7 separate regions of the Homo sapiens genome follow, and regions 1, 2, 3, 5, 6 and 7 are each linked to region 4. Evidence: chromatin loops called from intact Hi-C (ENCODE). Cell type or tissue: PC-3. All regions are shown on one strand. Region 1 overlaps ROR1 (receptor tyrosine kinase like orphan receptor 1). Region 2 overlaps ROR1 (receptor tyrosine kinase like orphan receptor 1). Region 3 overlaps ROR1 (receptor tyrosine kinase like orphan receptor 1). Region 4 overlaps ROR1 (receptor tyrosine kinase like orphan receptor 1). Region 5 overlaps ROR1 (receptor tyrosine kinase like orphan receptor 1). Region 6 overlaps LOC105378771 (a long non-coding RNA gene). Region 7 overlaps UBE2U (ubiquitin conjugating enzyme E2 U).

Evidence for each region. Peaks named below come from ENCODE experiments on the same cell type or tissue, not always from the same donor. Only the 100,000 strongest peaks of a DNase experiment are listed, where the experiment ranks them.
Region 1: it touches region 4 in a loop (4-fold over the local background); 2 of 110 quality-filtered maps call a loop at or near these places.
Region 2: it touches region 4 in a loop (2.8-fold over the local background); 20 of 110 quality-filtered maps call a loop at or near these places.
Region 3: it touches region 4 in a loop (4-fold over the local background); 52 of 110 quality-filtered maps call a loop at or near these places.
Region 5: a loop joins it to region 4, with 14 times the contacts of the local background. A loop is called at or near these places in 51 of 110 quality-filtered maps.
Region 6: a loop joins it to region 4, with 11 times the contacts of the local background. A loop is called at or near these places in 33 of 110 quality-filtered maps.
Region 7: it touches region 4 in a loop (6-fold over the local background); 26 of 110 quality-filtered maps call a loop at or near these places.

The regions. Positions count from the first base shown.
Region 1 is chr1:64,005,261-64,009,260 of GRCh38, reverse strand. All of the region lies in intron 1 of ROR1 (receptor tyrosine kinase like orphan receptor 1), which reads right to left. Among named protein-coding and RNA genes, the nearest start is that of ROR1-AS1, 100 kb to the left of the region's middle. RefSeq lists an enhancer at 2,250-2,544. In PC-3, no CTCF peak of the experiment used is centred here; a DNase peak (open chromatin) is centred at 2,340; H3K4me3 peaks cover 384 bases; H3K27ac peaks cover 2,317 bases.
Region 2 is chr1:64,041,025-64,045,024 of GRCh38, reverse strand. All of the region lies in intron 2 of ROR1 (receptor tyrosine kinase like orphan receptor 1), which reads right to left. Among named protein-coding and RNA genes, the nearest start is that of ROR1-AS1, 69 kb to the left of the region's middle. In PC-3, a CTCF peak has its summit at 2,402; DNase peaks (open chromatin) are centred at 884 and 2,144; H3K4me3 peaks cover 635 bases; H3K27ac peaks cover 3,251 bases.
Region 3 is chr1:63,919,449-63,923,448 of GRCh38, reverse strand. The region is part of intron 1 of ROR1 (receptor tyrosine kinase like orphan receptor 1); the gene reads right to left. Among named protein-coding and RNA genes, the nearest start is that of ROR1, 150 kb to the right of the region's middle. In PC-3, CTCF peaks have their summits at 2,265 and 2,473 (motif pointing left); a DNase peak (open chromatin) is centred at 2,768; H3K4me3 peaks cover 932 bases; H3K27ac peaks cover 1,695 bases.
Region 4 is chr1:64,135,091-64,139,090 of GRCh38, reverse strand. It overlaps ROR1 (receptor tyrosine kinase like orphan receptor 1), which reads right to left. Exons shown (of 9, transcript NM_005012.4): 5 at 1,595-1,722. Among named protein-coding and RNA genes, the nearest start is that of ROR1-AS1, 25 kb to the right of the region's middle. In PC-3, CTCF peaks have their summits at 1,621 and 1,822 (motif pointing right); a DNase peak (open chromatin) is centred at 1,820; H3K27ac peaks cover 1,406 bases.
Region 5 is chr1:63,933,761-63,937,760 of GRCh38, reverse strand. All of the region lies in intron 1 of ROR1 (receptor tyrosine kinase like orphan receptor 1), which reads right to left. Among named protein-coding and RNA genes, the nearest start is that of ROR1, 160 kb to the right of the region's middle. In PC-3, CTCF peaks have their summits at 2,193 and 2,392 (motif pointing left); no DNase peak of the experiment used is centred here.
Region 6 is chr1:63,672,502-63,676,501 of GRCh38, reverse strand. The region is part of intron 1 of LOC105378771 (a long non-coding RNA gene); the gene reads right to left. Among named protein-coding and RNA genes, the nearest start is that of PGM1, 81 kb to the right of the region's middle. RefSeq lists an enhancer at 1,035-1,536. In PC-3, a CTCF peak has its summit at 1,910 (motif pointing left); a DNase peak (open chromatin) is centred at 1,971; H3K27ac peaks cover 1,307 bases.
Region 7 is chr1:64,241,277-64,245,276 of GRCh38, reverse strand. UBE2U (ubiquitin conjugating enzyme E2 U) reads right to left here. Exons shown (of 10, transcript NM_001366232.2): 8 at 3,544-3,625. Among named protein-coding and RNA genes, the nearest start is that of UBE2U, 40 kb to the right of the region's middle. In PC-3, CTCF peaks have their summits at 1,906 and 2,105 (motif pointing right); a DNase peak (open chromatin) is centred at 2,106.

The DNA.
Region 1 (4,000 bases), 130 kb after region 4:
AAATATAGTAATTTATAGGCTGTTAGAAGCATTAGAGGAGATTTCCAAAGGGCCTGCCTTTGGAGAGAGACCACGGCAATCCCATAGCTTATTAGACTGGAATGGTGGCTCTAGATGCCAGTAGAGGCGCCTGCATTTTAGATGCCATCCAAATGAACAATCTATTGGCCAGATTTGAAGATTTTTACTTCAAAACACTGGCTTGAAAATTAAAATGTAAAATATTACATTAACCCTCTCAACATCACTTACCACCAGAGAAATGCAAATCAAAACCACAATGAGATGCCATCTCATACTAGTCAGAATGGCTATCATTAAAAAGTCACGCTGGGCACAGTGGCTCACACCTGTAATACCAGCACTTTGGGAGGCCGAGGCAGGTGGATCACAAGGTCAGGAGTTCGAGACCAGCCTGACCAACATGATGAAACCCCGTCTCTACTAAAAATACAAAAATTAGCCCTGCCTGGTGGCATGCACCTGTAATCCCAGCTACTCAGGAGGCTGAGGCAGGAGAATCGCTTGAACCTGGGAGGCGGAGGTTGCAGTGAGCTGAAATGGTGCCACTGAAATCCAGCCTGGCTGACATAGCGAGACTCCATCTCAAAAAAAACAAAAAAAGTCAAAAAATAACAGATGCTGGCAAGGATGCAGAGAAAACGGAATGCTAATACACTGTTGGGGGAATGTAAATTAGTTCCACCACTGTGGAAAACAGTTGGGAGATTTCTCAAAGAGCTAAAAATAGACCTACCATTCAACCCAGCAATCACATTACAAGGTATATACCCCAAAGAAAATAAATTATTCTACCAAAAAGACACCTGCATCATATGTTCATCACAGCACTATTCATAATAGCGAAGACATGGAATCAACCTAGGTGCCCATCAACAGAGGACTGGATAAAGAGAATGTGGTACATATATACCATGGAATACTATGTAGCCATAAAAATAATGAAATCATGTCCTTTGTAGCAACATGGATGCAGATGGAGGCCATTAGCCTAAGTGAATTAACAGAGAAGCAGAAAACCAAATATCATGTGTTCTCACTTATAAGTGGGAGTAAAATCATAGGTACCATGGATAGGAGCAATAGACACTGGAATTACAAAAGGATAGAGGGAGTGGGGCAAGGGTTGAAAAACTACCTATTGGGTAGTATGTTCACTATCTGGGTGATGGGATCAATGGAAGCCCAAACCTCAGGATCATGCAATATACTCTCACAACAAGCCTGTACATGTACCCTCTGAATCTAAAATAAAAATGGAAATTGCAAAAAAAAAAAAAAAAGAACAAGGGCAAAATACACCTCGCCCCTAAAATACTACATTAACAAGAAAACAAATCTGCAGAAATGACCACACATAATCAAACATAAACTCCTTTTCTTGTTGAAAGACCAGTCTTAGACTAATAAATTTAATAGCCTTCCTAAGGAAGAACAACATTGCTCCTGTAACTAATTTCACTGGTCGTGTTTGGAATTGTTACCATTTCTGTGAATAGAGAAATTCGTTTCTCTACATTGGAATTTTAGGTCAAGACAAATGAAAGCTAAGTATTTGAATATAGAGAGTCATTTGTGGTAAATAACTTAAAATATAATTTTCAAAGCCATCATGAATCAAAGCAAACATACAAATCAATAATCTAAAGGACATAATACACTATGAAGTACTTATGGACTGTTAGAAGTACTTACGGGCTGTTAAAACTCTTTAATAATAGACTGTAATATACAAATAATCTTGGTTGTTGTTCTTGTTTTTTGAAAATTTAATCCACGCTACTAATATATTGTAATGGGGTTATACTAACCTCCCCTCAGGCTATGTCTACACACACACACACACACACACACACACACACTCAGAACATTACTAGAGAATATTAGGGCTGGACAGGACCTTAGAGGACCCAGGGTCATTAGCTATAAGGCATACAAGTTGTCAATCCCTCCTACTTCAATCCAGTGTAGGCATCTTTAATCAATTATGGCTCTGTTTACCTGTTAAGCCTGGGATCTGTCGTAGAGTCCTTTAAGCACAGTGCTCTAGGTAGCCACTAAAAATTGATCTGAGATAGAATGCAGGATGAACTTTATTAAGTGGAAGAATTGCAATTCAAACCCAGGTCTCTTTGACTCTAGCACTCCACACCTTCTGGCAGCCCATGCTGACCAGTACTCAAGCCTGTAAAACCTGGCTTTTTTTTTTCACCTTACCTCTGGCCTCACCTTTTCACAGAGATAAGCACATTTTTCGTATTTCCATATTTACTGATGGTGACTGTCTGCCAAATGGCCACATGTCATCGTCACTGACTAAGCTTGAACAAGAACAGGATGTTGACTCACTGAGACCTTGCAAAGGCATACTTCTAGTTTATCTCCCTGCCACAGCAGAGACAAAAGGATTGTTTGGTTTGTGCAGACCTCCTTGGCTTACCTCTTTCCTAGTCCTAGAAGCAGGTGGGAAAGAAGTAGATGAACCACACATACCCTCCCCACCTACAGTGGCCCTGGTTTCCTCCAACGTCCTGAGCCAAAAATAGCATAGACTCTTTCAAGGGGACCAGATGTCAGATAGGCAGTATGGCAGGGATCTTAATTCCAAAATATGAAAACAAAAAGAAAATTTTACCCAAGTAGGAGAAATGCTTACTACAAAGCCACAGTGGAAAGCAGTGCTTCTGTTATCAACCTCTTGTTTGGGGAACGGGTATTTCGTGCAGGTGCTTTCCCCAGAAGAGCTAATTGTCTACATTTCAGGGCCCTCCACATATGACTCCAACCCCAACTCCAGTCTGAGCCCCATGCTGCTGCCACCCACTTTGGCTCTTTCAATAATGACAGCCCTTGTTTTCAGTAGTATGGACTGCTGCGGTTCACCTATGAAAAGGCTCATCAAACACCCCGACACCCAGACTTCAGGGAGCTTGGGAATAGAAGGTTGGCAGCCAAGGCGGCATTTCAGGGAAGGAAGCATAGGTTGGAAAGTGGTGGGATTAAAATGAACCTTGACAGCATTTACATGCAATATTTTCATAGCTTCATCTTACTGCTGCTCACAGCCAGAAATATAGTTTCATTTTACAGTGTTAATTTTATAGACAGTTAGCTATATGTCACTTGGTTTTTCCAAGCTGAGTTGAATTGCTGATTGAATATAATTTGGGACCAATGACAAATGAATAGATTCTTGGCACTGCTAACACTGAAATTGTTCCCCACGTGTCCCTGGACACTAATTACCACTCAGTTCTTGGGCTGTAGCAAAGATAATTTCAATTCGCAAGCTCATTAAGTGATTGTGCTGATTCTGGGGAGTTTTGTTCTCAACTTCAAGATCCATTCCTTTAGATAACCACGTGTTCAGCTTCTCAGATAAAATGATAATAAAAACAGATAAAATATTTTAAAATATGAATAACTTCCCTGAAAAATAATATCTTCCAAGGCCATATTTTTTTAAAATAAAGGCTGATTATTTTATGTAGAAAGTTGAATATTAATAATCTCCCCTCACAAAGTGATGTTTAATAAGCTTTTTTTCTTCACTGAAAGGAAAACTGAAGTTTAAGTGAGAAAAATCAAGCACATCTCAGCTGAACTCCATCAATTCCATGGCCACCAGTGGCTTCAGAGAGAGACACGGCCACAAGTTTTGACCCTGTAGGATCTCCACTGATGGATTCCTATTCGCCTCACCACTGGCAAAAGCATGAGACATTTCCAGGTATATTTACCACCAGCCTGGCAGCCTCTCTTCACCAAAAGCATTATGGTAATAGCAAATGTGTATGTGCCATTTAGAAGACAGTAGACTATTTAATGGAAATACACACCAGATTTTAACACTACTATCTGACACTTATTAATTTTGTGATCATGAGAAAGTTACTGAACATCATTTAACTTCTATTTTCTCATCCATAAAATGGGAGCAGCAAAGGACTGAGGTAATGATTAACTAATGGACCAAAAG
Region 2 (4,000 bases), 94 kb after region 4:
CCTACATACGATTTTGTAACATCATGCATTGCCTGTTTAGAGAACACTGGTTTACTGAGTTACGTTCGTTTTCAAAATGTGGACACCCTTACTTATCTAATATAGAAAATTCAAATGCATTAATATCACCACCAGTGCCATCAGTTATGATTGGGAAGAAGTTGTCAAGCTCGTGATGGTGGCTAAAAGTTTCGCAAAATTCTAACTTTTTCTGGAAAGTTCAAATTTTATTATTGGCAATTAATACTACTGTTTCCTTCAAGCGGCAGGTTCATTTTCCTCATTTTAAAGAATATTCAAGAATAACTAACCATAATTTTTCTGTCGGTCATTCTTTAAAGTAAAAGTGGCTAGTTCAGCTCAGAACTCAAATGCTTTTCTTTGAGACAGTCATAGTACTTGGCAGGAGTACTTTACGTATACTGCCCATCTGCCATATGAAATATTAAAAATCTATGTATTCAAGGGTCAAGATTTAATACAATTAATAATTTTTACTGCTCCATGGAAGATATTCTTAAGTGCAATTGGCTTTTTTTTTCTTTTCAACTACAAGTATATGGCAGTGGAATGTACAGTGACCACTAGTTTGGTACCGTTGGTGCCATTGTCTGAATTTGTTTGAGCAGTTTCACCCACCATTGCTTTTGCACAATTAGGATGGGTAAACCGCAGTTCAGAGGACTTAACAGCCTATCCCAGAGTTCACAGCTAATAAAAGGCAAAGCCAGGATTTGGACACCAAGCCCAGCGCTGTTTCCATCACACTCCATAGCTGCCCTTTCCCAGCCCTCAGGGTCCTAGACTGGTGTAAGGCTTTCAGAACAAAATGGGTTAGCTCAGGCCCTGAACGGTATGAGTCAGAGAGCAGAGTGGCTTGGATGGCATGTTTTCTATTTCCGAACAAGCAGTTTGGGGCTTTGGGGCAATCCCAAGCGATTGTGTCAGATCTGGGCAAAAGTTTAGGACTCTGAATTAAAAAGGATTTGTTACCTTTACAATGTAGGAAAATGAAATGCCAGTATCCTTTTAGTGCCACCATCTTCTCCCATTAACAATGGAAAGTGATGATCATAGCTAACATTTTTCTGAGCATTTACAAAATGCCAGGCACTATTCTGAGCATCTTACACACTTTAATTTAAACTTGACAACAATCCTATGAGGTAGACTCTAAAACTGACCACATTTTAGAGATAAGGAAACTGAGACACAGAGAAGTTAAGGAATTTCCCAAAGTCACACAGCCAGAAAGCGGCAGAGCCAGGACCCAAACCCACGCCTTTGAACAGCAGAGACCATATTATGTTCTGATGCAATCAGATTCCCAATCAATCCAACCTGTAGTCTTTCATTGTCCTTTGCACCACTCATAACCTGAACTAAAAAATATTCTTGCCTTTTTATGAGTCCATCAAGCATGTGACAATACCCACTGGTACTGAAAACAACTAAATCACCACTAGTTGCTTATGACGTAACTGGAAGTCATCATTGAGAATGAGCTTTTTAAATACAGTGCAGGCATGGTCTGTACTGAGGCTTAATGAACCAGAAAAAGCAAACTGCAAGAAAAAAGTTATTTTATGACCTCTCTGGGAATTGAGACTCTATTTCCTCCTTTTTACATTTTTTGTATTCCCCTCAGCACTTCATGTGTTATTGTGAACTTCATAGGCATTTAATAAACGCTGGTTGATGAAGTAAATGGAAGGCTCAAGTGAATTTTAGGCAAATTAGCTTTGGAGACACCCCATTTATTATTTACCCACTTGACAAGATGTCACATCCACAAATCCACAAATCCTTCCCAACATTTATTACTTAATTTTCAAAGTGCCCCCATCTCTCCTCAGGGAGGAAGGTGGGGCCAAGTGTTATATTCCCATTTTGACAGGTGAGAGAAACTGAGATATAAAGAGTTGAGCAGTCCATTGCCATGGCAACCCAGCCAGTCAGCCGAGGAGCCAGTCACAATTAGGTTTAGGGCCTGGGTCTTGGTATCAAAAGAGGCACATGCCAAAATCCTAGCCTCCCACATGACTGATGCTTTTCAGAAGAGGGAGGAGGTTCCCAACATGAAATGAAATGCTTAGCTAAACATAAAGGAAGGCTGCCAAACACAGTTAGGTCATCGCATTTGACTTGGAGAGAACATTCTGTTCACGCTATCAACCTGCATTCACTTTCAGCACACTTCACCATAAATACTTCTGACTCACTATCTCGGGAAATATTTTTTATCTTAATAAACTCAATGCAAAGCATAATCTAAATCAGCTTGCACATTCTTGAGTTCAAGCCACAAGCTGAGTTTAATAAAATCAGCCGAAAATAGCGGGGGACTTCTGAATAACCACAGTTCATTATCTGATACAGGGCTGCTGGGAAGTCCTGAACACACAGAGCTGAAGGTAAAAGCAGGAGGTGGGTAACCTGAAGGTATGAAGGGACCGAAACCATCGGATGACCCCACCTGCTGGATCTTAGTTCTCACCGGACATCTCACTGGAGGCACTGCTTATAATAATAGACTGCGTCACACCAACCAAGAGCATGGGCTCTGGAGCTAGACTGCTTGGCTTCATATCTGAGCATCACCTTTTACTTGCTGTGATTTAACCTCTCTAAGCCTCAGTTTCCTCAAATGTGAAATGGGCTAATAATGATACCTACCCATTAGGGATGTTGTGGGGGTTAAAGGATTTAATCCATCTCTGGAATATCAAAAGTATTCCAGAAAAAAATACTGATACCTGGGTCCCACCCTTAGAGATTCTAATTTAATTGTTCGAGGATGGAATCCAGACATGAGCATTTTTAAAAGCCCTTCTCCAAATGATTCTCCTGTGTAGTGAATAAGAGAACACCTGGCTACAGTAACTATCACTACCATTTCCTGACCCCTGATTCTTGCCTGGCTTCCTGTTAAACCCTGTAATTAACTTATTCCTCAAAAATCCTCAGGAGTATTCTCCACTACAATCCCTTGTTTACAAGAAGAAACCAATGCTGAGACATTAAGTGTGTTGCCTAAGGTCACATAACTGATAAAGAGTGAAACCGCACCTCCAACCCAACCCTTCCTCTTGCACTCCCCAGTATCCAAACCTCTGCCCCAGGTTAAGTACCGAGGTGGCACAATGAAGATAAACATTTTCTGGGTGAATGAACCTGCTGGAAACCAGGGGATATGATGGTTAAAAGTGAAAAGAAAAGAAGTGCTGTGCTGGGCTGGGTGCTGGCCGAACACATTTTCTTGAAAACACAAGGACTAATGCATCAAGCTGAGCTTGGGCTATTGACTACAGAGTAGTAAGAGTGGGTTTAAAGAGTATCCACTGGACCAAAGACAACAAATGGCCAATAATGTGCCTCCTTTTTGGGGAGAGAACACACACACATTAAGAATGGTTCTGCAAATATGCACTTAGAGCAAAACCCCCTATAAATCAGGGTTAATGGGGAAAGACAGCCACCTTTATAGTTCTTTCCTTAGGAAGCCCAGTTAGCATGTGGTGCCACTCAAAGGAGTTTAAGAAAACTTGCACTTTGCTACTTAGAGGCTTATTTTAATGAATAGGTCTTTTTTACAAATAGACAAATTGTATGTAAATGCACTCTTAAAAGCTCAGGGAAACTACTTTTTCCTTTTAAGAAAAGATCTCTACCAAATTAGAGTGGCTGGTCTCCAGCATTTAGATTGTTTTATGTCTCAGGTATAATTAATAAAGGTGGGAGAAGAAGGGAAAAACATATATTAGGCACTGATTCTATCAGGCATTTTACATGTATTATTGCATTTTGTCATCACCAGAACCCTGTATATATACATAGGATTTTCCAGCCCCATTTTAAGGAAGATACCAAGGTTTATAGAGGTCTTAGCATAGCTAGACTGTACACAGGTTGGACTGGAACTCAGTTCCATTGACACTCTTCTCCTGTCCCTACTGCCAATCTGCATTTTATAACATACTGTCATTAAGAACTTTTCCCA
Region 3 (4,000 bases), 220 kb after region 4:
GGTACCTACTGTGATCTGGCACCACTGGCTCAATTAACCCTCACAACTCAGAGAACGGAGTACTATCCTTATTCCCACTTGCAGGTGAAAAACTGAGACTCAAAGACATTGAGTAACCAGCCCAAACCAACAGGACCTTGCGTCTCCAGTGTCAATCACCTTTTCAAGATTCCACATGGCCTGGGATCCTGTTCCAGAGTTACAAGGAAGTTTGCAGAAAGTTTTGGGGGGGAACCCAGCACTCTGTGGGTATATTAAATGCTTTCTGAGCCAAGAGGGGCTGAAGTGCCACGCTGGGAAGCCCAAGGGCAGGTGTCACACGCAATCTGTTTTACATCAGTCGCCCAGGGTTATTTCAGCCCCGTGATCTCACATGCCCCGTGACATGATGGGATGTGACAGGGCCAACCCAGGAGGCCCTACCAACAGCACAGGAAGCTGGCAGTTGTTTTCATTATTACTATCATTAGAATCAAGTAGCTCTTTTCCACTGAGAGCCACTGCTAATTTCTTAGCCGGATGGTCACTAACACTGGTTAATCCATGTAATACAGGGGAATATGGAAACAACCCTCAGAGTTGGAGCTGGAAAAACCAAGACTAAAGTCCACTTAGTCCTAAACACTTGGAATAGTTAGGCTGTGTATAAGTCTCTTAACCCTCTAAGTCTCTAGTTTCCTCTTCTCTAAAATATGGGTAACAAAACCATCAACATCACAGCACTACATGAGGATTACCTGGATAAGCTGTGTTAAAGCTCATCATCATCATCATCAATACTAAAAAGAAAAAGCCTGCTGTCTTCAGTTGCCGCTCTCCTCTATTCCTAGGAAAAGTGAGCTGTAGAACTCTTTATGAAATTCTGCAAATTAAGAATTCAAAGAATTCTGGAACAATTCTCCAATTCTGTTGCAAAGAGACGGATGTTTGGCACAAAATCCTGGGCTTCGACATAAACTCATGCTATCTACCTCTGGAATAACCTGCACAAAGTGAACTGTTAACCAGATACCAGAGGTTGCTAACTTTATAGTCTTATGAAAAGGAGAGAATCACGTGTTTTGACCTACTAAATTGAAAAGACTTACCTTTTACAAAGAGAAACAAAACCAAACCCCAGGCAAGTGAGCCTGTCTGAGCTTTAGGTGCCTCATCTATGAAATTGGAACAATTTCATAATTCAGACTACCTTCCTCCTAGGAGTGTTGTGAAGATTAAGTAAAATAACTCACATAAAATACTCAGTAAATGTTATGTCCCTCACTTCCACTCCCCAGCCCAGAGACTTTCTTTATTCTTAATGGGTTCAGTGCAAGAAGGACAAGCTGTGATAGTCTAGGGGTTTCTATTGGTAAAGAAAAGGCTGAAGTGGGCTGCTCTGAAACAGCATGAAGCCAGAAGCTCTATGCATCTCCTGAATACAGAATAGGCTGAGAAGCATAACAAGCCCTCAGAGAGACATAAACCAAAGTGGGAGCTCCTGAGATACCCCCTCTTTCCTGCCTACTGCTGAAGACAGACTCTATATTTTTTAATTATAAAAATGCACATTTGCAGTGTTTCTTTGGTTTTCCCAAGAGCTTTTGTGCATCCTGTCTCACTTCTGCAGTCCTGGGTGGGCAGAGCAGATGTTTACCAGTCTGCTTTGTAGATGAGGATATCGGGACACTGAAAGGCTCAGTGATTAAACTAGGTCACATAGCAAGTCTGTAAATGAGCCCTGATGAGAACACAGGTTTCCTGACTTCTAGCCTCCCACCCCACCCGCCCCACCCCACTCTCTCTGCCGCACCTTATCAGTCATGTTCCTAGGATAGCGTACATTCTTCCTTTAACTTTAAGGTGTGTTAGCATTGTAAACCGTGCCATTGGGCCTTAAGGTTCCAAGCTCTTAGATTCCTTTGGTGCACATGGTAGCGACAACAACCATAATGATCATGTTAAACTGGGGCCTGGGGCCAAATCCAGGCCTACTGCCTCTTCTGGTGTGAAAGTGACAATATGTTCCTGTCTTATCCTGCTTGTATTTCCTCTGCCATTTACTTGGTTCTCTAAGATCTTGCTACTTCAAGAGGTCACCTGGATGTGCAGCGTCGCCACCCCCATGAGCTTGTTAGAAATGCAAACTCGCAGGCTCCACCACAGCACTTTCAAATCGGAATCTGCATTTTACCATGATTCCCAGGCGATCCAAACGCACGCTGAATTTAATAAGCACTGCCCTGAAGAACTCAAAATGTGTTCAATAAACCGTCAACACAGAACATGGAAGGTGATAAAACACCCATACTGGCAGTTCAGAGGTGATTACCGAGTTACTTCGATTGTCCTTTAATCATGGTGTCTGGCACACAGTAAGCACTACATAAACATTTTTAGAACTAATTGCTGATTCATTATTTAATAATTTAGTCCGTTTGTAGGGTCTGTTCATCACCCTTCTCTCCTACTGCTCCCTCTTCTGGAGAGTTAAATGAATTTGGACATGTAAAGCACTGAGAACAGTGTCTCCCACAGAGTAAATGCCCAACAAGTGTCCAACATTCTTACTAACAGGCCATGAAGGTAGCTGCCTTCCTAACTGACCACTTTGGCTGTAAGAAGGAATGTGTAACACGGGCCACCTTGGGGCTTTGTGGGAATGCCACTTGGTTAAAGGAATGCAAACTTATCTTAAGAAATAGACACTCTGAAGCATACTTTGTAATGCATAAAAAAATTATTCCAGTGGATTCCAGGGAAATGATTAAGTGTCCAGGAGAGGTGGGCTGACAGATTATCAGTGTTGGTATGTAAACTATGTTTGGCAGAGTAGCGAAAAGCAAAGCACTTCCTCATATCTGTATCTGCCTCTCGTCTTGCTTTTGATTTGAAGATAAGAGACTCTGGAGTAATGAATCATGGTGGTGGAGAATGGCGTGATGGACAGGCCTCCTGAATCCGGTCAGACAGACACTTCTGTTTCAAAGGTAGCCTTAAGCATTAATGAGCCTTCACTTGCTAACCACTCCACCCTCTTGCCTTGTTCTTTGCCACTACACTGACTTTGCTCTTACCATTAAACCATACCTATGAGACGCCTTCCTGCTATTCTTTCCTTACCCATCCTTTGAAAAACCAGCTCAAATAAATCCCTCCTCCCATCACCAGTGCTTCAGCCTGAGGTCTTTCCTTCCTCACTTATTTGGCAGCTGGGTGCTGTTTTGTTGTTTAATTTTTTTTCCATTTAATTTTCCAAGTTACACCAAATATTCCACCAAAGCAGGGATTGCATCTGATATTTCTTTGAACTTTCCCATCCTGCCCAACAATGTTTCTCACACTGAACAGGGTCTTGGCATTTATGGGTTTACTGAGCTATTTTTACAAACAGATAAAAGAAAGACAGGAGATTACAGATGGATTTCCCATCACTTTTAATAAAAATAACTGCATTTCTATAACATGAGAAACAAAAGCAGCTTTCAGCATTTTCAGCTGCATTTAAGCTACATTTATTTTGCCTCTGCTAAGCGGATATTTGGTAGTTTTCCCGGATAGTTGAACCACCTTATTTTCTGCTGATTCCTATTACTATCAGATCATAAGAAGGCATATTCTGAGACGAAGCTTTAAGTTATAGATCACTGTGCATCGCTAATAATTAGTCAATACTCAATAAGTGCTGACAGCTGTGCTAAATGCTTTAGGTGCATTAATCATGACAGCATGATGACGGCGGCACTATTATGATCCCCAATTGAACAAAGAAACAGGCTCTGGAAGAGTAATTTACTCAAGGTCAGAAAGACAGGAAGTAGCAAGGCCAATGGAAACCAATATCTCGTCTTCCAAAAGAACCCAGATGCTTACCCATTATGCTCTGCTGTCTCTGTGTAAGTTTCCTCTATCTTGCTGAAACAATAAAAAGATTATCTAATAAATTAATATAGTTATCTAGTGCAAAAAAAAAAAAAAAAAGCCAATTCAATGAACACTGCTCATAGGAAAACTCTACCTT
Region 4 (4,000 bases):
GTTTCAAGGGATTCTCATGCCTCAGCCTCCCACATAGCTGGGACTACAGGCATGTGCCACCACACCCAGCTGATATTTGTATTGTTTTTTAGTAGAGATGTGGTTTTGCTATGTAGGCCGGGCTGGTCTCGAACTCCTGGCCTCAAGTGATCTGCCCACCTCAGCTTCCCAAAGTGCTGGGATTACAGGAGTGAGCCACTGTGCCTGGCCCAAAATGTCTACTTGCTTTTGTGGATATTCAGTTAAAAGTACATTAAGGCATTCTTACATTAGGTTGAAATGGGTGTTTAACAGCTCCTCCCTGTCAGTCTTACTGCTCTTTGAAATTTCAGAATTCTCTTCCTGTTGAAATGAGGGCTTCAGAAAATGGCAACTACCTATTCCTACAGTTGCTTCTTTTGGTTGGTTAAAAAGTCCTCCAGGAGGCTGATGCAGGAGAATGGCATGAACCTAGGAAGCAGAGCTTGCAGTGAGCCGAGATCGCGCCACTGCATTCCAGCCTGGGTGACAGAGCGAGACTCCATCTCAAAAAAAAAAAAAAAAAGTCCTCCTCCCTCTTCCCCCCAGCCTCCTCTCAGTTCCTTCACATTCCTCATAGCACATAGCTTCCACATAGCTTCTGGGCCTTTTGCTGTTCTATGTTTCTGCCTTGGGTTTGTTCTTACCTCTCCTAGACCCTAGGGTTGCCAGATAAAGAAAAAGACAACGGTTACATTTTAATTTCAGATAAATATTTATGACATACTTATACTAAAAAATTATTCGTTGTTTATCTGAAATTCAAATGTTACTGGGTATCCTGAATTTTTATTTGCTAGATATGGCAACCTCATTAGAATGTCATGAAGACAATGTGAATGGATTGCAAAGGATACGTGACACAGAGGCATCATAACTACACTAATGGAAGGGGACAAAGCTGCTGTAACCACCAGAACGATGCGTGCAAAATCCTATGAGGCAGCCTATGCTACTTTAACTCATGTGTGCTAGTAAGTGCTTCGCTATTAGATTTCTATCAAAAGGATACTTTCAATTAAGAAAAATGAAGAGTGAAATATTGAAAGCTAGAGCAAGAAGAGACCAATGGTCATCTTGCTTCATCACTCATTTCACAGATGAAGAAGGGGACTTTTTGGGAAAGTAAGCGATTTCCCCAAAGTTCACTGTCATAATAGTTCTGGGATGAGTGTCCAGAACTCTAAACTCTAAATTCATCCCCTCTCAGTCGACATCATGTTGCTTCTAAACAGTAAGCTCTGTGAGGGCAGAGACGTACCTGGCTTATTTACACACCATCACCTCTCCCATTCAGATTCAGTTCCTGGTACGGTGAAAGCACTTAATAATATTTATTGAGTGTTTGAATGAATGTGAGATTTCACAAAGCTTCCTTTTCCTCTAAGAGCAACCTTCAATAAATTACTTTAATGTAAATTCCAGAGCACAGAGATCATGTCTCATGCTTTTTTATGGTCCTGCTCCCAACCTCCATGCTGAGCTTAATCCTTTGTCAAGAGAGGAGCTCAATAAAACTTTTGGCGAGAAAAATAGTTATTCAAGGGACAAATATAATTTCATTGGTGCTACCTACCTGTGATCTGATTTTCTATTTCCCCTTGCATGTGCAAAGACTCCATATAGACGGTGCGGTTGCCAATAAATCTTGCACATGCAATCCCTCTGTATGGCTGACAGAATCCATCTTCTTCATACTCATCTCTGAAAGAAAGCATAGACAGACATTAGCTGATGCACCACATACATACAGGGCACAGCAAGCTCTGACTGCGCGATACCCTAAATAGTCACTAGGGGGCACAGTTGGGCACAATATACAAAAGACTGGGCTAAGGAATTGGGCTTTTGCTCAGTTCTTAAAACATCTGTTGGTCACATTGGTCAAGTTTCCTACACCCCCAGAAAGTCATCCTGAAGCACAAAATCATCCTTAAATATGGGAGAAAATGCTTTTATTTTCGCAGCTGGTGGTGGGCTGGAAGATGATGTAGTTATAGGAGTAAAGAGGAAATGAGTTGGAAATCTGGGCACATGTTCTACAGTTTTTTGTTTTTTAAGCACAGATTATTTCTGCTTCATTTGCTACAAAGGCGTGGGCGAACAGATCCACTCCAACTGACACGTCAATTAGGGGGATCCATGGGGTGAGAAGCTGGGTGCAGCTGGAAAGAAACCCGAGGGTAGCCCAGTTAGGTGACTCTTCACTGCTGAACCTCCATTATCTCTACCCTGCCCAAAGAGGACCAGGGCAAACCATAGTCTGGAGAGTTTGAATTGAGTCACTAAATCCAAGGAAATCTAGAGAAAATGTCCATGGAAAGTTTGCTTTCATGCTTCTCTACAATTTAAAAAAATAGTCTTATTAAAATTTTGCGGCCTCAAAATTATAAGACTTTTTTTATAAGGAGGGGTAATAGATTTCATCTTGAAGACAGAGGGACACCAGAAATGACATGATTCATGTGCCAGGTAAAAGGACTGGAGATCTAAGGCTGGAGATGAAGACCCAAGATGGCAGGCTCAACCTGAAAGGGCAGAGGCTACCATCTCCCACGAGGGCCTACGATGAGCACAAGATCCCTCGAGTGCAGAACATCCAGCTGTTTCTCAAAGGCAGACCATAGCCAAACCAAAGTCTGCCTGCCACGTGTATAAGTTGACTTCAACCCTGGATGCTCCTCCTCAATATATCATCTCAAAAAAAAAAAAAAAAATACACCGTTTTTCCCCTTTGGTTTCTTCTAAGTAAAAATCCCTCAGAGCAAAGTCAGGAGAACAAAATTCTCTTCCTGAGTTTAACATTTGGGCATCCTTAGGCAAGCTGTCTGAGCCCTCTGAGCCACAATTTTCTCATCTACAAGTTGGACACAGTAACTGACTTCTCTGCCCTACATGGGAAAGTCATTATGATCCCATCAGATAATGTAAAAGCTTTTTTAAATTGTAGAGATAATATATGGCTATTCTTAAAGTATTTACAATGACCAAAGGGACATTTATTTAAAAGACAGTTATTTACTAAGCTCCCACATCGTAAGAGGCACTGCGGTTAGTGCTGTGGTGCTCACTTCCCAGCTTGAAGGTCTAGCGTAGGAGTCTAGAAAGTCAAAGTATAGGAGCAAACCAAGTGGAAAAATCACCTGATAGGACACTAATTTTCTGCTTCTCTCTACTCCCATTCATTAAAAGAATCATTTTAAAGGTGAAAGTGGGGGAAGTATCTTCAGTTTAGTACTGAAAATAGTTTGTGTTGCAAAGCTCTTAAAAACTTAACCTTTAAATACACATACAAATGAATATATCATATACCTGACATAAAGACATTGAAATTTTACTGTTGCACAATCCTGCAAGCACTCCACATGTTTACTTTCATAAATCCTAGAGTAATGCTGAAGCCTTTTTGGCTTAAATTTTACTTGGGTTGTAAAATTAACCCAACTTTTATTGGGTAACTAATACCATAAACCTATGGGGAGAAAGAAGGTTCTTGATGACCCACACTTGGATCTTGGAAACCTAAGTACAGAGACCAGAATACACCCCCATGCCACCCCCCTGCTATTACAGATGATGCTTTTCTATCCCTAGGCATTAGCAGAGCCCTGGATTTTTAAGGTGTCATTATGAGAACACTTCTTTCTCCCCCACATTAAACTCTCAAGGCTTCAATTTATATCTCTTGGGAGGACAAAACCCTGGAATTACCCCCAGATATAAATCCCCAACCTACTGGGAGTTCCCATATTTTATGTGTGAGGCTTAGGCTAAACTTCTTACCACCTTTCCAGTTCAAGACTCTTAAAAAGACTCTTTGAATACTTTTTTTCAGAATAAAATGGAATGCAATTCCTTGGCTGCACATTTCTTATCAAAGGCTTAGAACTGCAGGTGTATTAAATTTTTGACTATTCCCAGAATTCCTACTATCCTGTTCAGTCTCCTGGGAGACAGATTTTTTAAAAAAGAACACAAAAAA
Region 5 (4,000 bases), 200 kb after region 4:
TAACTTCCTCTATGACATATTTCTTCTTGCCTCTAGGTTCAGAAAACTCTCATTTCCCAAAACCACCTGCACCTTCAGGCTCTGATTTACAACTGTACTGCCAATGTGGCTCCTTCCTTTCTCTATTCAACGTTAGGACCACTCACTTCTCTGAGCCAGCCATGCCCAAGATGGCTATCCAGAGCAGCTTGCACTAGAAGATGAGATGTGGTCACCACACATGTATAAATGATTCAGCCATATAATTAAAAAAAAAAACAACTTCAATGACATCTGCAGAAGTTAGAAGGATGTCTGCGCTCTAAAGTGGGCAATAGAGATTATGCAATGAACTCACTGCAGAATGTAGAAGGGTCCATCTTGCAGTGTTGGTACCTGAAAGGGCATTCCTAGAGTGGAAGAAGAGCAAGTCCACAAACCTGCTGAAGTTCAGATCTCAATTCAGAACAGGGAGTGGCAATGGGTCTGGGATGGCAGTAAAAGGACGGCCCAGGGCCACTGAACATTCCATCCAGAAGCACTGCCGGCTCACTGAGAAGTGCAAAGCATTGTGCTAAACCTCAGTCACTAAGAGATAGAAAGATGAATGAGACATGACCCCTGGCCTGGAGGAGCTTATAGTCAAGTGAAGGAAGCCGAAAATTAATAACATCTTGGCCCAATTCCTTGGCCAATTATCAGACATCTCCTAATTGATATGTTTCTCAACCATATCATTGGCTTCTAGCTCTAAAAACTATCAAAGCTCCAGACAGGAAACACACTGGACACATAATAAAAACTGGGCTATTGATGAGATAAAGTTGTCTACTGGCTGATTGCCTCATTGAGTCAACAAATGGCCCTGTGTTTGGTAATGGCAATATGAAGAGGCCTAAATCAGAGACGGCCCCTGCCCTCAGGGAATTTATATTCACCACTGTACATTTGCTCAGTACTTTGCAAATGTTCAGAGGACTCTTATACATAGAACTTCATTTGTTCCTGATAGCAACTTTACAAGGAGCTAAGGAAAGTGCTCAGAAGGGTAACATCACCTGCCCCAGATCTCTAGCTAAAAATGGCATCGGCAGGATGTGTTATTCCAAGGCCAGTTCCCAGATCACTACATTGTGTGGTGTGTGACTTGAATGTAGACAAGGAAGGAAAGAAGGAAGAAGAAATATAATGGTGTCAAGTTAAATTTCTTTCTCTCCAATTAACTTCAACTTTCCCATAACATGCGTTAAAAAATAATTCTTAACTTAGTCATATATTCCTTAAATGCTGGAAGGTTAGCATTCCAGCAAAACCTTCAAGCATTTAAGGTAAGGGTGTTTTAGAAAACAGTCATTATTCCCCCCAAAGCATGCATTTTTTATGAAATACCACAATGACTGTTCTGTGGGAGAAGAGGAGAGACTTCAGAAAGCAGCTGAATCTAAGGTCTCCACCTTTTCACTTTAGAGCACCCCTTGCTTAGCTTTGATAAACCAAGGCAGAAAACGAATAGATTGCAAGTGCTCCGTGATAATGTGTTTGGAACCAATAGATCTTCTTCACTTATTTCTGGACAATAAGAGGTCAGCTGGAAAGCACCAATAGTAGAGTTCTTCATAGCAACTCATGACATAAAAGACAACTAATGGTAAGGCTGAAGGCATTAATCCTTTCTCCATAACGGTCTTTCAATCAGCAGGTAATGCCACTGGGATGCCAGTGTGTACTTAAATGGACTTTCCCATTTTATTCCTGGTTAATCTCCCTTTCACCCTCTCAGAAATGCCAGCAACATCCAACTTGGGATTTTTACCAAAGCTTTCATAATTTGAAGGACTTTTTTTTCTCCTTTACATTTGAAACCACAGCTACCTCATAAATAACTCCTTTTATCACAAGTGTGGATGTTCCTGTAATGCTACCTGCAATATGTCAAACGTTTCAAAAGTTATCTAATGTGCTAGACAGAAACTGCTTTTGACCTCTGGGTTAACCAAAGTTAACCAACAAATGTGACTGCTTTAAAGGCTCCTTCCTGCTCCAGCTGCTGTTTCAAGCTATAAATTACTGCCACTCAGGGCAGTGACAAGACAGGGTAGCAGGACTTTTTCTGACACTGTACAGTTTGTGATTAAATATAGTCTTGGTTTCCTTTCTCAGTAATCAAGTATGTGGACATTATATATAATCCTAAGAGGCCTTCTTGGTAAACTACCCACAGAATTTAAAAACCATGTGGTAAATGATTAGAGGGAGGTTGTGTTTTAATAACTTTTTGGGGTTTCCGTTAGAGAAATTTGATTTTACTTAGTTCAGCACACCTAGGCCTGATCTGTGCCACCCTCTACAATTAACCTGACCATTTCACTCTGTCTCTGACTTCCCATTAGCTGTACCTTGGCACAGGCTGTGCCCTCTGCTGGTAAACAGGACCTGGTCCTCAGCAGTTGCAGAACTGCATCTTAGCTCATCTGATGCTGACCAATGATCTCCTGGGCTTGCAGAACTAAGCTATAAGCATAAAGTTCATACAGCTCCCTCCATTCTGTTTTCCTAACCAAAGGCTGAAAATTAACTCTTGCTGTCCAGGAGCAGGGACATTAGTTTTTGTTTCTTTGGTGGTGGTGTTGGCAGGGGAGGGAGGTTGGGCAATGAATTACTGAACCATATTTTACACTGCAACAAAAAACCAACAGGCTACTTTTCAACATTTGGTTTACAATCATTCTCCCCTCTACCCAAAAAAAAAAAAAAAAAATTCTCCCAAATCAAACAGAGCTGGAGATGGATGGCAGATTGCTAAATTCTTGCAGAGTCAAAATGTAAAAGAAGCATGATAAATTGTTACTTGGCTCCCTCATCCTTCCTTTGAAAAAATAATTTACAATGTGGGATGGGTTAACTCCCCTTCACATCATCTAAATCCTCAGAAAATCTATGGCAGGCTCAGTCTGAAAGGCCAATTTGACCCCACAGACCTGTCTCTTACAGGATCTTCTCAGGCCCAGACATTAGACGTAAGCTGTCTGTCCCTCAAGACCCTGATATCTCAAAAGCCAAAATTGTAAAATATACTTTTTTAAAAAAAGGAAACCCTGACAAAGCCAACCCAAATGTTTTCTTTCTGTTAAATTTAAATAAGTGTTAAATTAGATTCCGCCTTGCAGTCCTTGCAAGTCCAAGTCACGGGGTAAGAATTTGGTAAACAGTTTTATCTGTCAAAACCATCCCACAGGATCCATTTAGGAAATAAATGAAGTTGAGGGTAAAATGTGGCCTTTGTGTCAATGATAGCACCTAATATTTGTTATATGCTTACTACAGGAGCCAGGTACTATGCTGAAGATTGTATGGGTCTGATACCATTTTGATCCACACAGCAAGTCCATGAGGTTGGTGTCACCAGCATCATGCCCATCTAACAGATGAGCAAACTGAGCCTTAATGAGTGTAAGTCTCTTGTCCAAAGTCACACAGAGGGTGACTGGTATGGCTCGGTTCAAACCAGGGGGGTCTAGCTCAGAGCCAGGCCCTTACTGGGAAGCTCAAGGCCTCTTGCTCCATACCGGCCACCCAGGTCCATACCAGTGGAGTTCACCTACAGGATCTTGACCTCGTTCTTATCATCAAATCCCTTATGTTCACCATAGGGGATTTACCATGAGGGATGTTTATCACTGCTTTATTGCTCTCCCTGACATACCTCCTCACCACCACCAACAACCCAAACTGAATCCTGCACCTGCAAAGCAGCAGCTAGCTGGAGGCCAAATCTGAGACAGAGCCCAGCTCCCAAGCCTTGGTGCTCCCATCAGCCCTCACCCTGCTTCTCTGTACTTCCTTATTCACTGTGGCTCATTGTGCAGAAGCTGTACTGACCCCACATCCAGACACGAAGGTGCGGAACTTGCTCTGGGTCTTGTATGTTCAGTCCAGGCAGAGGGCATGTCTCACCTGGGATGTGTATGTTCAACACTGCATGACATTTGCTGGTGGGAACACAGGCTTTATAGTCACAGCT
Region 6 (4,000 bases), 460 kb after region 4:
AGTGGTTCCCAAATTTATTTAACCACAGGATCTTTGTTCCCATGTATCTGTATCTCAAAGACTAGGATTTTTTAAAAGTAACCTCCGGAAATGTTTTTCTGAGAACCCAACCCTTATGCCTTGCTCTCACCCCAAGACTGCAGGGAAAATGTTTAACAATGGGAAAAAGCAGGATACTGTGTTCTTGGCTTCAGAGCTGGACTCTTCCTCCAGGCGAAGACTTAAGTTAGAGAGATTAACAGCTCCGAAAACTACAGGGTGTGTATACCATAGCGGTTGGAGTAACACAAACCTAGGTTTGAATCCTTGCTTCACAACTTACTATGTGACCTTGAATCAATCATCTTCTCTGAACATTGATTTCCTAATCCATAAAATGGGGATACTAGTATATATCTTGTAGAATTATGGTGAGAAATAAATAAGCTGAATGCATGTAGAGGACTCAGTGTGTTGCCTAATACATAGGAAATGCCCGGTGGAGGCTCTAATTATTACGATGATGCAAAAATGTCACAACATCTCATATGCACCCCATTTTTTACTCCCGTTTTGTATTTCAGGAGAGAGGGAGAAGGGGATGGGGAGAGAAAGAGAGAAAGTGCATTCTGGCTTGGAAGGGAACTTATGCTTTGAAGCTGACAAGTATAATTTGTCTTGAGACTGCCAAGCTCTTGGGTTGAGCCTTCATATTGGAAAAAAGAGACAGGCGAGATTAATCTGGGGCCTTCATTACTTACTCCATCTGGCCTGGCTTGGCACAGCCCCTTCCCTCTACAAACTGATTACTCCTTCAAAAGCTTCAGCAGAGTGGTCCCTAATGGGTTCCGACGTGGCAGGAATGGGGCTCACACAGCACAGAGATAAGGGCCCAGCAGCAGGGCCAAAACGCTTCCAGTGCTACAGCCCAGATGCTCCACCACAAAAGAAAGCAACGAACTGAAAGGGAGCCAAGGCCCCTGGGCCAGGGTGAACCTCAGGATTCCCAGGAGCACCTGGCTCCCCACAGTGGGGAGCAGCAGGAGCCGGGCTGACATGGACCGGACTGGTAACGTGGATTATTTGACTGGGGCGAGTTCCAATGACCATGGGCGCTTTTTAATCTGGCTTTACAGTCACACTGGGGATAGGAAGGTGCTCCAGGGAAGAGAAGAAGGTTGTTGTTTTTAGACATTTGCTAGTGAAATCCTGCTGCGGAGGCTTTCTCACATTCCCTCCCCCAGCTCCTTCAGCAGCGCAGTGTGGGAGGGGGAGAGGGAAGGGAACCGATGTTTACTAAGCACCCACTATGCTCCAGGCACAGTGCCAGGTGCACAGTGCCAGGCACTGTTTGATTAATCATTCAGCACAAGCCTGAGAAATAGGTATTACTATTCTTTTTATTGAGAAAAGGTAAGGGCTTTGTCCTAAGTCACACGGTAAGTGACAGAGCCAGGATCTGAACAGGATGGTCTACCTGTGGGTCCGTGTTGGTGGTTGTGCTAGTCTGCACTCACAGCAAGTAGCAGCTGTGGGATTTGAGAGAAAGTATGAATAGGGAGAATCTTCCAAAGCACCAGGAGGTAGCAACTCTGTGGCCTGGGTCTTCTCTCCTAAGAGATTGTAAAATTTAAAAGCTGCAAAGGAGCCTTTGAGCCACTCTTGGAAAGAGAGTTCTTGAACAGAACACCAAACCAGATCCATCATTCGAGTTGGGGAGGAGGGTTGTTTATCTTGGATTGGGGGACTGCCAGTCTCTGGAACAAAGGCTCTGCTTCTCAGCTGCTTTGAACACACAGCTCCTTTAAAAACCTGGCCCTGGGACTTGGCGTCCACGGCTTGAGAGGTCAAGGTCCAGCTCGATAGCTTCCAGGGTCTCAGGGAAGTCAGTGTGGGAGCCTTGATGAGTCAGAGACTGCACAACACTGCCATCTCCTGGGAGCAAGGTCCACTCTGGCCTGGTCAGACAGAATCCCAGCTCAAAATACCTGACTAAATCATGCATGAGGCTCTCTACCACCCCAGGGAACCTTCTGTGGTCACGTTATGAATCAGGATTGCCTGTGTTTGTGTATTAGATTACAAAGCCTGTGGAGATCGAAGGCATGGGTTTCCAAGTCAAACATTCAATCGTTCATTTTTTTTTCATTTGACAAATGTTTACTGAGCACCTATTTTGTGCCAAGCACTGTGCTAGGCACTGAGTACATAAGGATGATCAACATAAATGGTCGTGGCCAGGCGTGGTCTCTCATGCTGCTAATCCCAGCACTTTGGGAGACTGAGGCAGGAGGATCACTTGAGCCCAGGAGTTCAAGACCAGCCTGAGAAACATAGTGAGACCCTATCTCTACAAAAAATAAAACTAGCCAGATGTGGTAGTGCACACCTGCAGTCCCAGCTACTCAGGAGGCTGAGGCAGGAGGATTGCTTGAGCCCAGGAGGTGGAGGTTGCAGTGAGTCATGATTGTACCACTGAACTCCAGCCTGAACAACAGAATGAGACTGTCTCAAAAGAAATAAAAATTTTAAAAAGACAAATGGTCCTTAACTTCATGAAGCGTATAGTCCAGTGGTGAAGATGGACTGTAAATAAGGAATTATCTCGTGAACAAAGAATGTATTCGTTACTACTGCAATGAGTGCTGAGAAGGAAAAGCATTGGTGCTGCAGGAGTTTATATTGGAGAGGAGGATTGTAGGGGGACCCTGGCCTAGTCAGGCAGTCAGGGAAGCCTTTTCTAAAGACATGACCTACATGCAGACAGCTGAAGGATGTATAGGAATTAGCTAAGAACAACATGTGAGGAGGCCATGAGATAAGAAGGAGCCTGGCCTGCTTGAAGAACTAAAAGAACGCCGGGCACGGTGGCTCACGCCTGTAATCCCAGCACTTTGGGAGGCCGAGGCGGGTGGATCACGAGGTCAGAAGTTCAAGACCAGCCTGGCCAAGATGGTGAAACCCTGTCTCTACTAAAAATACAAAAATTATCTGGACATGATGGCGGGCACCTGTAATCCCAGCTACTTGGGAGGCTGAGGCAGAGAATTGCTTGAACCCGGGAGGCAGAGGTTGCAGTGAGCTGAGATCACGCCACTGCACTCCAGCCTGGGTGACAGAGTGAGACTCCATCTAAAAAAAAAAAACAAAACAAAACTAAAAGAAGTTCTCCATTGATGGATCCCTGGGAGGAGGAAAACAGTAGTGTGAGGTGAGGAGATCACACAGGGCCTTGACTTCGAGCGTCAAGTGAAGGATGTGGCTCCACACTGGTCAAGTCTCTTTTTGTTACATGGAACTCATTTAAGTAAAAAGGCAATGTGCTGGTTCCTGTAGTTGAAGTTCCAGATATGGCTGAATCCAAGAGCCCAGGGTTTTCGTGGCGGGGCACAGTGGCTCACACCTGTAATCCCAGTGATATAGGAGTTAAGAAGAAATTATTTAGGCAGATAGTGAGGGTAAGGAAGTTCTCGGCAAGGTTTTCCTTTTAACGAAAAGCAGCCCCCAAATCATTTTCTTTTCTAACAAAGAGCAGCTTGTAAAATTGAGCTGCAGACATAGATAAGCAAGCTGGAAGACTGCAAGGGTGAATACCGGCAGTTGTGCCAATGGGAAAAGGCTACCTGGGACTAGGCATGTTCAAACTGTAGCCTTCATGTTCCCTTTTTGCCAGCCATGTTTACAGTAAGAAGCAGACAACATGGCGCCGGCCAAGTGGAAAGGCCATTTGCATAATAAGATGAGGATGGGGTGGCCAGCCTTCCCCCTTGCTATGTAAACGTCACGCCTGGACCAACTAATCTGTGAGCCTTACATAAATCAGATACCACCTCCTCAAGCCGGTCTATAAAATCTGGTGCACTCTGCCACAGGCCGGAATTCCCATTTGGGCCCCATCTCTCTCACAAGCCAGAGAGCTGTTCTCCTTTCTCTTGCCTATTAAACCTCCACTCCTAAACTCACTCCTTGCGTGTGTCCGTGTCCTTAATTGTCTTGGCACGAGACAATGAACCTCAGCTAT
Region 7 (4,000 bases), 110 kb before region 4:
GATTAGATTACAGATTCGTATCCTTTAACGGAAAGAAAGCACTTTCATGAATACAAAAGACACTCAAGCCAATAGGAAAGAAAAAAGGCTTTAGAAAGGAACACCAAACCAAATAATTGATTAATGAATATTTATGAGCTGCTTATAATGACAATGTTTCTATTAATAGTAACAAAGACTTGCCAAATTAGAGATTTTGCATAAAATATTCATGAAAGCCATTTACATTTCCAGTTTTCAATCACTGTTTCCAACTACACCTTAGAACTCCCAAAATAGAATCCTAAATCTTTACATTAGAATGAACCTTAAAAGTTTGCAACTCAATTTTATTTTTCTAAAATGAACTTTCTTCACATTTAATCCTAATACTAATTGAGAAAACAGGGTGAGGATGCGTTTTTCAACTAACATTAATTGAGTGCCTACTATTTGCCAGGCACCATGCTAGGTACAGAGAATGCAAAGGGACACAAACATCCCTGCCCTGGTCCCTCTTCATGAACAGATGAATTTCCACATCACACATGCTGAAAGACATGGGAACAGAGAATATGGAGAGAGAGGATGGGGTAACTGTGAATGCCTGAGCTTGTCAGTGACTGTCTCTACAAAAAGACATTTGGGCCAGCTCTTCACAACATCTTTGTGAAGCACTTCACCAGGCAGAAGAAATGATGGAGGTGGAGTAGAGAAGGAAAAGGAACCAGAGGCATATAGGAACTACAATAAATGTAGTTATGATAGGTGTTGTTTTCTAACCTGAGAAAAGACAAATTTTACATGTTTCCAACAGATTGTTTTTATTCTCTGAAAAGTAGGGTGGCATGAACTTTCATCTCCTCCTCTCCCCAGGAACTAAAATTTATTGAATGCCTATGTGTGATGCTATATTAATTTTTATTTTATATATGTAACAGATATATAATATACACATTTTTATATAATTTTTATTTATATCTCGAATGAAATCATATATATAAAATAATAAGCGTCAAATGCAAAACAACTTTGCAAGATAGGTAAGGTTATCTCCATTTAACAGATAAAAAAACAAGTTCAGAGTGGTTAAGAATTTCTCCAACATCTGTTTGACTCTGAAGCTCATGCTCTTCCCCTATGCTGCTTCCAAAGAAAGATTTTTCATCTGCAAATTGAATGAGGGCCACAGTAAAGTTTTAAAAGCATGAATAATAGCGAACTTTATGAGTGCTTGCCATGCACCAGATACTGTTTGAAGCATTTTACATATATTAATTTATTTAATCCTCACACCTTCCCTGGGAGGTAGGTACACTTATTACTGCCACTTAACAGATAAATCTGAGGCACAAAAAAAATCAGTGACCTTGCTCAAGGTCACAGAGCTGGTAATTGGCAGAGCCAGAATTCAAATCCAGACAGTCTGGCTCCAGTGCCCCTGCGCTTAAGAGCTCCACATTCCACTTTTTAACTGACAAAATCCTAGCTCTACACCAGCAGCAAAGACCTTGCTGATCCGAGGCAGAAGGTACAACGTGGTAAGGAGGTCTTAGGTCCCCAAATAATAGTGAGAAAAAAGAATTCAGTGTGGCTTAAGAATAAGGTATTGATTGATGAGGGGAGGGAAGGAAGTAGCAGGAGAGACAGGTTTCTCTTTTTCTTCAATGCTATGCAAATACAGGGTTCTCAATTTACATTTCCTGTTTTTTTGAAACAGGAAATTTCAGCGTAAGGAAAGCATTTTCGAATATTAAAAACTGAGAGATGCTTAATATGGCATGCACAATATAGACCAATTACTCATGTGCATAGATCCCCAAACATTTTCTACTTGATTCTCTATGAATTGTCCTCTTTATCATACCCCATGTATTTTGATGAACACAAGACTTTTGATAATTATTTGAAGAGAAGTTGAATTTTGCCATTCTTTAGATTTTTTAGATTTTACTATACCTCTAACATTTGCATAGTCAATATTTATGCCACAATAAAATGCAGATAAATATAATATCTTTTTAAAACTGCATTTAAATAGTGGAGTTTTTGACTAATCAACACCAGCGTTTTGAAGCAGCAAATATCACTTGATCTAAATATATTCTCATCAACCACCAGATGGCATAAGGTGTGAGGGTTTTATTCTGACAGGGTCACTATGCACATGATAATTTGACCTGTAACTTTGAAATAATGTATTTGGAAAAATGTTCCAGCACTCAAACAGCTCACAATTATTTTAGCCATATGTAGAAGTGGATGGATAAATTGAAAATGACACGGTTCTACTTTTTCTAAATTTTTGGGTTCTGCAGGATGTTGGCATTACATAATGAATCGATGATCAAACAAATAAAACAGTTCTGTTAAAGGAAATAAAAAAGGAAGTCACGTCAAAGAAAAATTAACCTTATATTCTAAGTAGGTTTCTTCAACTCTAAAAGAAACTTAAAACATGCCTTCAGGAAAAAAACATGCTTATACTCCTTCAAATTTTGCTGGATAAAAAACTTTCTACTTCCTGTAATTTATCCTGAAAGCAGAAAAGTATATCAAATGCAAAAGCTTTTCTCTACTTTAGCTTGAAAGAAAGTTGTTACAGAATCAACAGAAGAAAGAAAATCCAACTGAAAAACTCAGTCTGAACTATATGATGTTAAAGGATAGGGAATTACATTTTAATATACTCAATTTAAAAAAATATATTCAATTCCTCAGTTGCTTCAGAAATTCAAAATACAGCACGTTATCTTTATTCATCGTGTATTTCCATCTAGAAAAGAGGGCACTTGGTTAACAGTAAACTGAAGAGCTAAAAATTGAGATAAATGAGATAAACACAAAAAATAGGATCTTTAATTCCCCTACCTTTATGGTCACACACTCAGAGTACCTTGGAATGAGCACACCAGAAAAAATGACTAGCACAACACAGCCAATACCACAGAACTGAAATGGCATCTTTGTTGTAACATGATGAAGCAGAAAAACTGCCTTCAGGGGTCAAAAGACCAAAGATGAGATTAAGGTTCCTTCCTTAATGTGGTCTAAGAGTCAATGATTTCTAAAGATATAATAATTTATGTTTGTATTTTACTATATCCTTCTTCATTAGATTTAATATATTTGGTCTTGAATGAGAAATCTGTGGGAGAAGAAACAATGTTTGGAGCTACAAAAAGGATGAAAAGCTAATTGATGATATATAGTTTTTTGCTTTTCTTTTTTTTAAAAAAAAAGCTATTTCTAAGTCACATGTTGATAAGGATGATGGAAATGAGAGTAAGAGAAATAATGGGAAGGATATTACGAGATTTCTTCACTGCAGATCATGTCCTATCTCCATCTTTGGCAGCAAATATGTAGCAAAGATATTTCCTACCTGGGTTCATATGAAAGCAAGAAATGATCATTTCTTTTATTCTTGTTCTTATACTGAGAAAAGGGTATAAGTTGTTATTTCCAAGGGTTTCTTCTGTTATTTCCAAGTTGGATAGTAGAAAGTGGAATAATAGACAATTCAAGTTAATGTACACATTCAAGGCACTTCATATTTCTTACTTTAAATTCCATTCTTTCTGATGCTGTAGATCCATTTTCTTCCATTTGTAATACTGTCCAATGAAATTTGGAACTTTGAGCACTGAAATTAGAATATTAAAAAAAGAAGCTATACATACATTCTTTAATAATAGTTAATAGTTAAAAGTTAAAAATCATTCACTTCTCATTAACTTGATATGTGGCAATAACATGCACTATATAATTCAAGTCATATTACAATCCTTAGAAACTTTCCAAATTACTTGCTTTTATTGGAACATCATAATATTAGATATTGTTTGAAATAGATTATGACTTGGAAGTTATTTTCATTATAATGAAAAACATTATATATCCTTTATCATGTTAAATAAAATTTATAGGAGACCATTGTTTTGGACTGAGCACCTACCTTAGGCATTAACAGACCAAACAAAATGGAGTTACTCATGCTAAGTGTCATGCAATAAAACTG